2 separate regions of the Homo sapiens genome follow, and region 2 is linked to region 1. Evidence: read pairs that join two places in POLR2A ChIA-PET (ENCODE). Cell type or tissue: Panc1. All regions are shown on one strand. Links, peaks and the distances in the headings refer to the core of each region. The heading gives the core; the rest is flanking DNA.

Region 1 (2,924 bases), core at 251-2,750:
CATTCCTTTCTTGAATTACAAACAGATAGCTTAGAAACCCATTCTTTAAGTCAATGCTAACGGTATTGACCCATTTGTCTATTCACCCAATGATTTCATTGTCAATTTACTTCTTCAGCCCAAAAGAATTTAGTGCCCTGTAAACATATGTACTTAACATTTTTACTATGCACTTCTTTCCTAATTTAACTTTTATAAAATTAAATTGGTTTGGTACTCTTTATACTATATCAACAGATGCTCACTGGTTCTTTTTTCATTTATAGAAATTTGTTCCTTAGGATATATTTTACATTTAATTATACATATAGGATATAATCTACATGACATTTGAATGAGAGCTGGCCAGAATGGGTATGGCAGCTGAGAAAACCAATTCCCAGAATCCGTGATAATGGCTAAAAAAGGCTTCTTGAGAACATGGACTCTTCCTTTTCCTCATGTATTCTGCTGTGATTAAGCTCACAAGGAACTCAATCTGATTTTATCCTCTTTCATACTAGTCAGTTTGACACATTCGGGAATTTACACAAAATATGTTATATGGTACTCACGGGGTTTGACTTCATCTCCATAAGATTGTCCAAAATACGAGTAACAGGTAGATTCTGTGGAAAAGTATTTTGTTAAATATTAGAATATTAAACCAAAGTTCTTCTCTATTAAAACAACCTGATCATTCTACAGTTAAGTATGCTTACCTTTCAATTAAACACATTCTAAGATTAAGTAGTCTGTGAATGGTAAAGGTGATGTCAAAGATGTAAATACTCTTGGCACTACTCAAGTTTCCACAGGAAAATATAATTCTAAGTAAAATGCTTCTTTAAATGTATAGGTGTATTCAGGTTTTAGTACAAATACATGTTTGGGCTTTTTACTTTGTTGGGTGTTTGCTTTTAATACTAGTAACTGCAAGCTTTTGTTTTGATCAAACAAGAATCCCGTTTTTTTTTTTTTTTTGACATGGAGACTCGCTGTCGCCCAGGCTGGAGTGCAGTGGCGCAATCTCAGCTCACTGCAGCCTCTGCCTCCTGGGTTCAAGTGATCCTCCTGCCTCAGCCTCCCAAGTAGCTGGGAATACAGGCTCTTGCCACCACGCCCGGCTAATTTTTATATTTTTAGTAGAGACAGGGTTTCGCCATGTTGGCCAGGCTGGTCTCAAACTCCTGACCTTAGGTGATCAGCTTCCCAAACTGCTGGGATTACAGGCGTGAGCCACCATGCCTGGCCAGAATCCCACTGTATTTTTTTCATTTCCTCTCTGTGGATTATAAAAGTTCTCTTTAAAAATAAAGTAACTTTTAAAGTTCGTGAAAACGTATGAGATTAAATGATGTAAGAGTTCGTTCATTTCTAATAAAAAGGTATTTTTTGTACTTAGGAAAATGGGTATATGGATACACAAACAACTTTATTGACCATTTTTATTTTGCCTGGGATAAGTTCCAAGTTTTCAATGTTGCACTGCATCATCTTACAGAACAGATTCCACTTTGAACACGAAATGTACAACACAGGTGCTGGCAAAAGGTTGTCTCCTGACTTGTTTATAGGCTGTGGCATAAGAAGTACTGTTACATTTCAGTCTGACAAGTTTTATTATTTTGAACATAAGTCAAATTTAGAAAATTTAGAAAATTATGGCTATTCAAAGTGCATTCCTAATGAAGTGTTATTCTGTTCATTTTCAACTGGTATTTCCTTTGTGAATTGTACAGGATGTTCTGAAGAGAACAGTCTTGTATCTATTGTACTTTATGTATTTCAGAGACTTCATACAACAAAAACATTCAATCTGATTGTTTATAGATCAGATAAAAATCTATAAATAACACATTACTATTATATAAGGATTTTCCATTTTGATAACACATTACTATTATATAAGGATTTTCCATTTTCTTAGATCATAAAACATTTTATTGTTATTAAAATGGACTGTCACTAAGGATACTGCTGCCTTCCCTAGACTGGTAAAGTGAAAACCTTTTAAGATTGTCTCAGGCAAGTAAAATTAAAATTAAAGCTATTTCATTTGTGTTGGCTAGGTACTTTCAAATATAAATACAAGCATCAAATGTTCAAGCTGTCTGAATATACTTCTGAATACTATTCAGAATTTTTTTTTTTAAAGGTGGCTCAAAATTTTACCTTTTTTTTTTTTTTTTGAGACGGAGTCTCGCTCTGTCGCCCAGGCCGGACTGCGGACTGCAGTGGCGCAATCTCGGCTCACTGCAAGCTCCGCTTCCCGGGTTCACGCCGTTCTCCTGCCTCAGCCTCCCGAGTAGCTGGGACTACAGGCGCCCGCCACTGCGCCCGGCTAATTTTTTTTTTTTTGTATTTTTAGTAGAGACGGGGTTTCACCTTGTTAGCCAGGATGGTCTCGATCTCCTGACCTCATGATCCACCTGCCTCGGCCTCCCAAAGTGCTGGGATTACAGGCGTGAGCCACCGCGCCCGGCCAAAATTTTACCTTTTAAGTTTTGTTTCAAATAAAATTGAGTCTGTTCACTTAAGAGTGAGTCTAAACCAGTTTCTCTAAAGAGTAACTGGGTGCAGATTTAAATGTGCTTTAAATAAAGATTTTAAAATGCTTTATCCAAAAGAGAAAACTATAGTTAGGAATTCCAAGTAATACCAACAAAAGATAATGAAGTACTTTGCAACATAACAAGAATAAATAATTAAAAAATTCTGGAACAAAAGAACATTGTAAATTGTTTTGTAAAATTTTACGAAAATTGAGAGCTTTATATCAATTTCTCTATTTACACTGAATTCTGTGTTTATCTTCCTGCATTGTACTCTTAGATCTATACAATGGAGGAAAATTTAGAAAAGGTTATATATAATGATAAACCATAAGGGTCATATTATTTTTATTATATTTGTGAAAATAATTGGAAGTCTGAATATTCATA
Region 2 (2,924 bases), core at 185-2,684, 65 kb before region 1:
AGTCACAGAATTGTGCAACCATCACCACAGTTTGTGTTAGAACATTTTCATCACCCCAAAAGGAATTCTGTACCCATTAGCAGACTCTCTGTGACCCCCAAATCCCCTATCCCAAGGCAGTAACTAATCTACTTTCTGTCTCTATAGATTTGCCTATTCTGGATATTTCATATAAATGGAATCATACGATATGTAATCTTTTGTGGTTGGCTTCTGTTAAAGAAAACCAGAGCCAGACAATAGGTTCAAGCTGCGAACAGCGATTTTATCCAGGAACTATGACAACGGGGAAAAAGAGACCTCAGTGTAGAATGGTGCTTAATTCCGAATATAAGACAAGTGGAGCCGGTTGAAGGTGAAGGGGTGGAGGAAAATTACTAGAGGAGACATCAAGGGTAGGGGGAATTCTTGCTAAACCTACCTAATGGGATTCTTGCAGAAGGCAGGCTAAGGTGATGATCAGACGTCATGTGTGGGATGATGGAAGATGAGGAATTTGGTCAGATATTGAGGATAATCAGGTTTTGAGGGTGAGAGATTTTGCTAAATTGACTTAACAGGATTCTTGCTAAATCTGGGCTATGCAGTCCTGAGCACAAGGTCCAAGGGTGAGGCCTAGTTGAGAAAAGAGCTTAGAGGAAGCTGACTAAAGTTGGTTCAGGAGAGGCTCTTTGTTACTTCTTTCACTTAGCATACTATTTCAAGTTCCATCTGTGGTGTAGCATGTATCACCACTTCATTCCTTTTTATTGCTGAATAATATCTCATTGTATGGATAGAACAGGTTTTGTTTATCTATTATTTGTCTATTGAATGGGCATTTGGGTTGTCTCTGTTTTTTGGCTACTGTGAATGGCTGCTATTTTTTGGCTGCTATTAACATTTATGTACAAGTTTTTGTATGGACATGTCTTCATTTCTCTTGGGTATATATCTAAGTGTGGAATTGCTGGGTCATATGGCAATTTGATGTTTAACCTTTTCAGGAACTGCCACACTGTTTTCCAAAGAGGCTGTACCATTTTGCAATTCCACCAGCAGTGTATGAGGATTCCGATTTCACCACATTCTCCCCAACACATATTATTATTTTTATTTTTGAATATAGCTGTCCCGAGTGTGAAGTGGTACCTTACAGTGGTTTTGATTTGCATTTCCTGATCGTTAATAATGTTGAGCATTAATCAATACTGCTTTAATCCCAATGAAGTGTAGATAAGACCTGGGAGATTTATTTAAAGGATAGAAAACAATCAGTAAATGACCCATCAGCATGTTGCTGTTGGAGCCTGTTACTTGTGCCTTAAGGGTCTTTCTGGGATGGGGACACACAGTGGATTTACTCATTTCCTTCAGCCTCTATAGTCTCATCAATTTAGGTTCTAGGTCATTGTTTTGGATCTAATACACACACTAGTCACCCGTCATTACATCCCTCACATGCTGCCCAAAGTTATGAAAATAAAAAAGACAAGTAGAGAGTTTGGTATCCTAGTAAGAGACTCCATAGAAATCCATGACTTGATTTGAGAAAATAAGTGCAATGCTGTGTTATTGCAGGAATCTTGAATCATAGATCAAAAGCCCTTCTTCATGGTCACTGGTAAATAAAGAAAATTCTTCTTCTATTTGTGTAGACAGGGCCAGCAAGCTTTGTTTGTAAAAATCTGGATAGTATATATTTTTAGTTTTGTGAGTCATAGATTTCTGTTTCAATTACTCAGCCCTGCAGTTGTGGTGCAAAAGCAGCCACAGACCATAAATAAACAAACAGGTATGATTGTATTCCAATAAAACTTTATTTACAAAAAAACAGGTGTTGGGCTGGATTTGACCCACAGGTTCTAGTTTGCTGATCCCTGGTGTAGATAAAAGGAGAGATTCTTGAGATTTCTTTCTATAGAAACCTGAAAATGGACAAGGGAGGATGCTTTTTATTTTTCCTACACAGATGTTTTACAATTGTACTTGGCTTCTCACTATCCTTGGGTGGGTCAATTGATTAATTTTGCAGAGATTATTTGTCTCTTTCTTTAAAAATTTTTGTGTTATTGCTAGGACAGCATCTTAGAGTCATTTAAAACTAAATCAGATAGAATTTCCAAGCCACCTTTAGGAACAACTTATTCTCATTATTAACGACTTCAAAAAAATCTGAGAACAACAGGAATATTTATTTAATTCGCCTATTAATTTCATCAGTTATTTTCACTCAGTTTAAACTCTTTCATGTACTTCTCCTATTTCTATTACAGTGAAAGTGCCCATAAAATTATACTAGTTATTGATATAACTAGTAACAGGACAGACAGCTAGGAAAACTGTTTAATATCTCATTTCAAAGTCTAGACCACTAGCTGTTGTCTTTAAAAACACTCTTTAAGAAGCTCAACTGAATCAAAATTTAGACTGAAGCAGAAGTGTGAAGGGAACAACCTTTTGGTTTGAGAGGCTAGGCCGGGGCATGGGCCGAGGAAATGCAAATCGGCATCTATGACCTGCCCTAGGACCCCGGGCTCTGTCATCTGCAGCTTAAAGAGTCCTAGCCAATACAGGGGACTTCCTCTTGGAGTTGAGATTTGGAGGATGATGGCTGGGTACTAGCTGGACAGGGAGGGACCAGGGCCCAGGCAGAAGGAAGGGCTTGTGCAAGGACATGGACTTAAGTGAGAAAATTGTGTGTTTTGGGAACGGCAAGGACTTTATTGTTCCCAGAAACCAAAGTAAAAAGGGATAAAGGGGCCGGGAGCGGTGGTTCACGCCAGCACGTTGGGAGGCAGAGGCGGATGAATCACCTGAGGTCAGGAGTTTGAAAGCAGCCTGCCCAACATGGTGAAACCCCGTCTCTACTAAAAATACAAAAATTAGCTGGGGGTGGTGGCGTGTGCCTGTAATCCCAGCTACTCGGGAGGCTGAGGCAGGAG

Evidence for each region. Peaks named below come from ENCODE experiments on the same cell type or tissue, not always from the same donor. Only the 100,000 strongest peaks of a DNase experiment are listed, where the experiment ranks them.
Region 2: POLR2A ChIA-PET joins it to region 1 with 8 read pairs; 3 of 35 experiments call an interaction of 5 or more read pairs at or near these places.

What each region holds. Positions count from the first base shown.
Region 1 is chr14:30,713,608-30,716,531 of GRCh38, reverse strand. It overlaps SCFD1 (sec1 family domain containing 1), which reads right to left. Exons shown (of 25, transcript NM_016106.4): 20 at 555-608. Among named protein-coding and RNA genes, the nearest start is that of SCFD1, 93 kb to the right of the region's middle. In Panc1, for the core only: no CTCF peak of the experiment used is centred there; no DNase peak of the experiment used is centred there.
Region 2 is chr14:30,778,227-30,781,150 of GRCh38, reverse strand. No RefSeq gene overlaps it. Among named protein-coding and RNA genes, the nearest start is that of COCH, 95 kb to the left of the region's middle. In Panc1, for the core only: no CTCF peak of the experiment used is centred there; a DNase peak (open chromatin) is centred at 1,657.